Linked DNA regions of Homo sapiens: region 1 is linked to region 2. Evidence: read pairs that join two places in POLR2A ChIA-PET (ENCODE). Cell type or tissue: HepG2. All regions are shown on one strand. Each heading gives the region's core, and the rest is flanking DNA. Links, peaks and the distances in the headings are about the cores only. Region 1 overlaps AOPEP (aminopeptidase O (putative)). Region 2 overlaps AOPEP (aminopeptidase O (putative)).

Region 1 (4,389 bases), core at 259-4,258, 90 kb before region 2:
TGTTTAATAAAAACTTCAAACTTCTAATTGAAAGAAATACAAAAAGAAATACAACAAATGAAAGGGGGTGTAGACAAATAAAGGGCTAAGTTTCTTATTTTATCAAGTGTTCTAACAAATGTTTTAATAAAAATCTCTCTCCCCAAATAAAAATTAACTCATTAGTAAAGCTGGCAAATGAAACTGCCATTCTCATTTGTTTTTTTGTGGGGATAGAAATTGTTGTGACTTCTTTGAGGGCCATTTGCAGTATTTACTGAAGTTTCAAAAGTATGCCTTTTTTTTTTTTTTTGGATACAGAGACTTGCTCTGTCGCCCAGGCTGGAATGCAATAGCACTATCTCGGCTCACTGCAACCTCTGCCTCCCAGGTTCAAGCGATTCTCCTGCCTCAGCCTCCAGAGTAGCTGGGATTACAAGCGCGCACCACCATGCCTGGCTGATTTTTGTATTTTTAGTAAAGATGGGGTTTCACCATGTTGGCCAGGCTGGTCTAGAACTCCTGTCCTCAGGTGATCCAACTGCCTCAGCCTCCCGAAATGCTGGGATTACAGGCATGAGCCACTGTGCCCAGCCTAAAAGTATGCTCTCTTTGACTCAGCACTTCCACTGCTAGGAATTTCACCAAAGTGTAGGTGGCTAAATAAGCAAGAATGTTTACTTCAGCATTGCTGGTAAAAGCAAAGCTCTGGAAACTCATGAGGGGCCAGGATATGTGCATTCTGCTGCACCATTCAGTGGAATTCTATGCAGCCTTTAAAAAGAATGAAGCTGGCCAGGCGTGGTGGCTCATGTCTGTAATCCCAGCACCTTGGGAGGCTGAGGCAGGCGGATCACCTGAGGTCAGGAGTTCGAGACCAGCCTGGCCAACATGGTGAAACCTCATCTCTACTAAAAGTACAAAAATTAGCCAGGTGTGGGGCACTTGTAATTCCAGCTACTTGGAAGGCTGAGGCAGGAGAATCGCTTGAAGGCAGGAGAATCGCTTGAACCCAGGAGGTGGAGCTTGCAGTGAGCCAGATCGCGCCATTGCACTCCAGCCTGGGCGACAGAACAAGACTGTCTCAAAAATAAAAAATAAAATGAAAAAAAAAAAAAGGCCGGGTGCAGTGGCTCATGCCTGTAATCCCAGCACTTTGGGAGGCCGAGGCGGGTGGATCATGAGGTCAGGAGATCGAGACCATCCTGGCTAACACAGTGAAACTGCGTCTCTACTAAAAATACAAAAAATTAGCAGGGCGTGGTGGCAGGCGCTTGTAGTCCCAGCTACTCAGGAGGCTGAGGCAGGAGAATGGCGTGAACTCGGGAGGTGGAGCTTGCAGTGAGCCGAGATCACGCCATTGCACTCCAGCCTGGGCGACAGAGCGAGCCTGGGCACTGTCTCAAATAAATAAATAAATAAAAAGACTTAAGTAGACCAAATGTGGGAGAAGCTCCTTGGTATAATATCAACTGAAGAAACAAAATGCAATGTCCATCATGCATTTGTCCTTATTACCTTAAAATATTTTCTGGAGCAATTCGTAATACCTTTTTAACACTGGTTGCCTTGGAGGAGAAAAAGTCCAAGTGGAGGACTGATGGGAGGAGGGAAGATAATTTGCCTCTTCATTTGCTTTTTTTTTTTTTTTTTTTTTTTGAGAGGGAGTCTTGCTCTGTTGCCCAGGCTGGAGTGCAGTGGCGCCATCTCGGCTCACTGCAAGCTCCGCCTCCTGGGTTCACGCCATTCTCCTGCCTCAGCCTCCGGAGTAGCTGGGACTATAGGCGCCCGCCACCACGCCCGGCTATTTTTTTTTTTTTTTTTTAGTAGAGACGAGGTTTCACTGTGTTACATTTGCTATTTTTTTATATTGACTTTTTTTTAACCGTGCAACTGTTAGCTTATTAATAATTAAAATTATGAAGGCCAGGCACGGTGGCTCACACTTTTATTCCCAGCACTTTGGGAAGCTAAGATGGGAGAATTACTTGAGCCCAGGAGTTTGAGACCAGCCTGGGCAACAAAATGAGACCCCATCACTACAAAAAATTTACAAATTAGCCAGACGTGGCGGTGTGCACCTGTAGTCCCAGCTACTTGGGAGGCTGAGGTGGGAGGATTGCGTGAACCCAGGATGTTGAAGCTGCAGTGAGCCATGATCGCACCACTGCACTTCAGCCTAGGTGTCAGAGTGGGACCCTATCTAAAAAAAAACAAACAAAAACAAAAATATAAAATTCTCAGAACAAAGAAATTGGAACAAAGTACAGACAACCCTTTTCAATAAGCATTACAAAATTTTTAGACGTAGGTTGCTTGAGTCCCAACTTACTGTCTCTATAATTAGAATTATTGAGTTACTGAGTTAAATCTAGCCCCAAGCAGGTTAATGTGTTACCTGACCCCTCCCCCCCAGCCAAATATATAGATTCAAGTAAACTTTTTGAAATACTGAACTATGAGTCTGTGAGTCATAGTTCATGGATTCCTGTGGACTTGAATGAGATGGAGGGGTCTGGGGAACCCAGGTTAGAAACCACAGTTATAATATGAAGAGCACTGGGCAGGGGGGTCAGAGGATGAAGGCCAGACTGACTGCTGGCCGCCGCCAACTAGCTAGCTATGTGAGCCAACCTCTCAGCCTGAGTTTTCTTGTCTGTGAAATGAGACTGGGGGTAAAAGGAAGTGGTAAAAGACCCTTCTAGCAACCAAATTCTGTGATTTATGAATATTGTAACCTGTAAACTTTCAATGGCACCAAGGTGATTGTGAGGACCACAGTAGCCTGCTAATGTAAGCACTATTCTTCAGGTCACAGTTTCAGGGCCAAAACACCATCCTTCCCAGGTCGTCAAGTAATTCTCCTCGGTAGATGATCTGCTGAGGCCGGCGATTATTCAGCCCTTCGGGAGGTGAGTGCAGAGCTGTTTTTCTCACCATCTTTAGCCTTCTGGGTATTCCTCATGCTTCCCCCTCTCTCAGGAGAATCTCTTGCCTCCTCCTCATCTTCTTCTTCCTGATTTATCACTGCCTCTGCCCCATCTGACATTAGGAAAGTGTTTCATCGTGCTCGAGTAGAAGATTTCATGGGAAACAGACTACCATCTTTGGAACAGGATCCGATATGAATAATTCTTTGAAACATTTTTCTCTGCATGTCTGTATCTTAGTCAACTTTCAGTTTCCCCTGCTTGAGGAGAGTGGGGCATGTAGACAATCCAAATGTCATCTATATTTGGCTTTAGAGTGTGTTTTCTACTTAGCTTTGAGTTCTGGATAGATCTGCGATTCTGGGAACTGACTTTAAACAAAATCACGAAGCTTTGCAGTGAAGACACATCTGACTCACAAGTAAGTTGAATGCTTTCCAAGGGCCCATTTTTTTAGAACTTGCTCAACTCTTTCCTGCAATAATGCTGTGCTTGGATCAGCCCACTTTCTCTCAGACCCTGGCAAACTGGCCATTCCAATATTCCTTCCTGTTAAAAGGTGGTTGCCATTTGGCTTTTTATTTGTAATTCATGCGAAGTTCAATAAGTAATATGAAACATCATTTCAGTAAGTGGTTCGGTGGGAGACATTATCAAAACAATTAGAATGTGTTACTGTCAATAAGCAAGAAATCAAAATTTCATAATCTTCTCTGACTCATGTGGAATTGACTTATACTTATGGCCCTTTCAGCTTTTAATGAAGAATGGCCAAAAAGTATAGAGTATTCAAGTTTGCTCAAATAAGAATCGATTGCTTCTTCCTCTGAGCCCCCATAGCAAGAATGTATTTTTTCAATGTAGCGGCTTTAATCACCTAATAGTATAGTATAGTACATGTTTTAAATGGGAGGATGGGCACTGTCTTCATTCATCCTTAAGTCCCTGACACCTAGCCCAAGTTTCCACCTATGATCGGTGTTTATCTAGTATTTGTTAAATGTGGGATTTCTCTCCTGATTGTCGGATTAACCCTTGAGTCCTTAGGACTCCTCGCTGCTTCTCAGTATCTCACATACCTTTTGCTAGCCACAAGAGAAAAAACAAAAACAAAACACCTCGCATCTTCAACAACCTTCACTTAAAATGTGTATAATAACTTTTCACGTAGAAAAGTGCTGAGAAGGCTGGGTGCAGTGGCACATGCCTGTAATCCCAGCACTTTGGAAGGCTGAGGTGGGTGGGCACTTGAGGCCAGGAGTTCAAGACCAGCCTGGCCAACATAGCAAAACCCCGTCCTTACTAAAAATACAGAAAATTAGCCGGGCGTCGTGGAGCACATCTGTAATCTTAGCTACTTGGGAGACTGAGGATGCAGTGAGCTGAGATCGCGCCACTGCACTCCAGCCTGGGTGACAGAGTGAGACTGTGTCTCAAAAAAAAAGAAAAGAAAAGAAAAAGTGCTAATAAAATACCTTAA
Region 2 (4,389 bases), core at 236-4,235:
GGCAAGAATCCTTCCCATTCAGCCTCCTTCTCATTCTCAGGTCCCTCCCAGCCCCTGCAACAATCTAACCAAGGTTGTTCTGCTCCTGAATAATAGAGGGATGAATGCATTTTAAATACTGATAAAATATACTGGGTGAACGCATTTTGATTGTGATTTGGGGTTGTAATCTTTTCCCTTTCTGTTTTTCTTGTTGGGGACATGTTTAATTCTTGCTTGTTTTACATAGAGGGCAGGATCTGTGAGGGGGAATGGTTAGTGGGGCAGGACCCAGCCAGATTACACAGGGACTTGAATGTGATGCTAGAGAGTTCCTGCAGATTGAGTAGCCACTGATGCTTGTGCAAGGAGTGACAGGACTTGAGCAGCATGTTTAGATAAACATGGTCAGGTGGGTCAGCAGCCTTGCCTGGAAAGACAGCTCCCCGGGTAAAAAGCCATGCTTTTCCCCTCTGTGCAGGGAAGAGGTAGTCTAGTGGAGGGTGTGGAACAGCTAGACTGACTTTAGCTCCTTGGTTTCTGACTGAACTTTCAGGTCCAGAAGCTCTTCATTTACATGGATACTTCTAAAAACAGCATTAAGTATCTAGATAACCAATGGTGTCTGTCTATCCAGAGAGGACATGCAGTGGGCTGAGGAACGCCTATATCCATGGGAATGAGTAGGAAGCCACAAGAAACAAGCACAGATCAATGTGATGCAGCTGATGCACCCAAATCCTACTCACGACGGGGAAGGACGTTGGGAAGTCGGCAGGGAGAGTCGATTGCCCACAGCTTTCACAATCTCGGATTAGACGTACATTTTTTCAGTGAGCACAGAGGAAGGCATATGAGGATGGCTTTCTCATTAGGGATAAAGGGCATTTGAGACATTTTTCCTGTAAAAAGAATAAGAATTCTGAACTGGCTCAGATGCAAACAGACACATTGAAAGTATGACACCGTAGAGAGAAAGCTAATATTTGCTAGGTATATGAAGGATAACCCAGTCCTGCCTTCGAACATCGAAGGATAACCAGAAGGAAAAGGAAGCAGAGGCCACTAGCATTTAAAAAATGCAGCTAATGGAGACAGTTGGTAGTGGCCCATGTACGTGTGGGTTTTAATAATAGGATCAAGCTGGGTTCTTGCTGGAAGTCTAGCTCTGCAGGCTTGAGTTGAAGGCGCTCAGGGAGACCTGGTCATCAGAATCATGTAGGAGGCGGATTAAAACTGCAGATCCCGGAGCCAGCCCAAACCTGCTACTGAGTCAGCATCTCCATAGGTACGGCTGGAACTGGTCAACATAATCCGTAATTATCTCATATTCTGAAATATATTCTATCAAAATAAGTTTCTTTTCCTTTCTTTTTTTTTTTTTTTAGACAAAGTCTCGGTCTGTCGCCCAGGCTGAAGTGCAGTGGCGCAATCTTGACTCACTGCAATCTCCGCCTCCTGGGTTCAAGCAATTCTCCTGCCTCAGCGGGGGCAAACTCTCAGGTAGCTGGGATTACAGGTGCACGACACCACACTCAGCTAATTTTTTTATTTTTTGTTTGTTTGTTTGTTTGTTTTGAGACAGAGTCTTGCTCTGTCACCCAGGCTGGAGTGCAGTGGCATGATCTCTGCTCACTGCAAGCTCTGCCTCCCGGGTTCATGCCATTCTCCCACCTCAGCCTCCCGAGTAGCTGAGACTACAGGTGCCCGCCACCTCATCTGGCTAATTATTTTGTATTTTTAGTAGAGACGGGGTTTCACTGTGTTAGCGAGGATGGTCTTGATCTCCTGACCTCGAGATCCGCCCACCTTGGCCTCCCAAAGTGCTAGGATTACAGGTGTGGGCCACCGCGCCCAGCTAATTTTTGTATTTTTAGTAGAGACGGGCTTTCACCATGTTGGCCAGGATGGTCTCGATCTCCTAACCTCGTGATTTGCCTTCCTTGGCCTCCCAAGGTGCTGGGATTACAGGCATGAGCCACTGTGCCTGGCCAAGAAGCTTCTTTTCTAAGTACAACCTAAACCCTTAGAATCCTTCATTTTTATACCCTTCCTGAGTAACCCAAACTTTTTTTTTTTTTTTTTTTTGAGACAGAGTCTTGCTCTCTTGCCCAGGCTGGAGTGCAGTGGCGTGATCTCAGCTCACTGCAACCTCCACCTCCACGAATCAAGAGATTCTCCTGCCTCAGCCTCCTGAGTAGCTGGGATTACAGACACTAGCCACCATACTCGGCTAATTTTTGTATTTTTATAGCGACAGGGTTTCACCATATTGGCCAGGCTGGTCTCAAACTCCTGACCTTGTGATCCGCCCGCCTCGGCCTCCCAAAGTGCTGGGATTACAGGCATGAGCCACTGCGCCCGGCCAAGTAACCCAAACATTTGGCTTTGTGGTTTAGTTTATTAGTTCAAGCAGTTTGCCAAACATTGCGCTGGGTGGTTTGCATATAAAGCCGAAAGGGCACAGACCCTGCCCATGAGCTCATGGTTTGTGGAAGCATCTGCAAACCAACCTTTGCCCAACAGGTCTCCACCCCAGAGTTTGAGACCTGCGAAGAACTGTAGAGGTTGATGTCTTGTGTTTGCCATGTTCCGCTGGGAGGCTAAATCTGTAAGAAAACAAATACGCTTGGAGGGAGGAGACTGCCCTTAAGCCCCACTCAATCACAAGTCAGCTGGCCCATTGTGCAAAGGAGCCAGCATGACTGTCCTCAAGGTGTAGTCTGGTGAGCCATATTTGGACACATGGGCAGTACCTGTCTTTCAGGCTTTCAAGTATTGGCCCACAGAAAGAGTCACTGAAGGAAGGACTACTGCATCCCTAATAATGAGCGGACCTGTAATAGGATTTCACTGCAGTGCTGCCTTATTTTGTAGAGAAACCTTTTTAGAAAGAAAGAGCAATGCAAACTCAAAGAACTAGGACAAAGATAGCAGCTCTAGAGTGTAAACCTTGTATCAATAGAAAAACAACTGATTCTGCTTTTTAAGAAAAACTGCCCCCATTTTCTCTTTTATTAGGCTAAAGACATACTCTGGTAGACTCTTCGTCAAAAGCAGATTATTTAATTTAATTAATTAATTAATTAATTAATTAATTTCTGAGGTGGAGTTTCACTGTCGCCCAGGCTGGAGTGCACTGGCGTGATCTCGGCTCACTGCAACCTCCTCCTCCTCCTAGGTTCAAGCCATTCTCCTGCCTCAGCCTCCCAAGTAGCTGGACTACAGGTCTGTGCCACCATGCCTGGCTAATTTTTTGTATTTTTAGTAGAGACAGGGTTTCACCATGTTGGCCAGGCTGGTCTCGAACTCCTGACCTCAGGTGATCCTCCTGCCTCAGCCCCCCAAAGTGCTGGGATTATAGGCATGAGCCACCGCGCCTGGCCAAAAGCAGATTATTTTATATTGACATTGCACTCTTCCCACACCTGGAAGGTAAAGCCCGGCAAAGCAGTAGTTGAGTGAGTTGTGCACATGGCTGCATACACAAGCATGACCCCTTGGCTGTTTGACATCGCACAGCATCATGGCACATGCTGATAGAAGATCAACACCCAGGGCTTTTTAGGCTGCTGCCCCCACTGTGGCCCTGCACAATGCTCACAGTGGCTTGTCCCAGCTCTTGCAGCCAGAGCACCCTGCTGACCGGGAAAGCCATCAGGAGCACCTGGCTACTTTTACAGTCAGGGCTTTTTTTCCTTCTCTTTTGTGGAAGCCATTATGTGGTACCAAATAGGTATACATTTAATACCTGCATGGTATTTCTCCTGTGTGGCCTCTGCTGCTTCATGGTTAAATATTAGTTTTTTCTGGTATTGTGCAACTTTGAGCTTGCTGTAGAATCACAGGCTACAGATGAGTCTTAGAGTGCAGTGCGTCTTCTTCTTACTGGGGGAGCGGAGCCCCAGGAGAAGTGTAGTATCTGCCCAAGCTCGCAGCACTAGTTAGTGGCAGAGCTATGGCTTGAGTACAGGATTCTAAGTCTTCAGCCCATCAGACTAAAGCATTTTGTAATTTGGGTCCCATCTTTGCCTTAGTTTCTACGAAGACCTATGAGTAGATAATAAAGGAGTATGGCAGAGGGCCCTGAGAAGTGATGATTTTTCATTAATGACTCCTCTTTTTCTTGAAGCTGTTTGTTCCTATTCTTTCACAGATGCAGGATATGGACCTCACTTTCCAGAGCTTTTCACAAATATGTGTCATGGATATACATGCCCCTCTTCCACTAGATATTTCTAAACGGTAGCCCTATGTATCTAGATGGAATATTTTGCATAGGAAATACTGGGCTCCATTGCATCAAAAAGCTGGTATATTTTTTGGTGTGAGTGAATGTGATTGTATATAGAGATTAGTTTAGGTCTTTGCATTTGGAAAGATACAGCCATTCCTCACTTGAGATGGAAA

Evidence for each region. ChIA-PET counts read pairs that join two places held together with the same protein. Peaks named below come from ENCODE experiments on the same cell type or tissue, not always from the same donor. Only the 100,000 strongest peaks of a DNase experiment are listed, where the experiment ranks them.
Region 1: POLR2A ChIA-PET joins it to region 2 with 5 read pairs; 1 of 35 experiments calls an interaction of 5 or more read pairs at or near these places.

Annotation. Positions count from the first base shown.
Region 1 is chr9:94,897,565-94,901,953 of GRCh38, forward strand. All of the region lies in intron 5 of AOPEP (aminopeptidase O (putative)), which reads left to right. Among named protein-coding and RNA genes, the nearest start is that of AOPEP-AS1, 46 kb to the right of the region's middle. In HepG2, for the core only: no CTCF peak of the experiment used is centred there; a DNase peak (open chromatin) is centred at 2,457; H3K4me3 peaks cover 1,766 bases.
Region 2 is chr9:94,987,563-94,991,951 of GRCh38, forward strand. The region is part of intron 11 of AOPEP (aminopeptidase O (putative)); the gene reads left to right. Among named protein-coding and RNA genes, the nearest start is that of AOPEP-AS1, 44 kb to the left of the region's middle. RefSeq lists a silencer at 2,285-2,579. In HepG2, for the core only: no CTCF peak of the experiment used is centred there; DNase peaks (open chromatin) are centred at 2,509 and 3,759; H3K4me3 peaks cover 469 bases.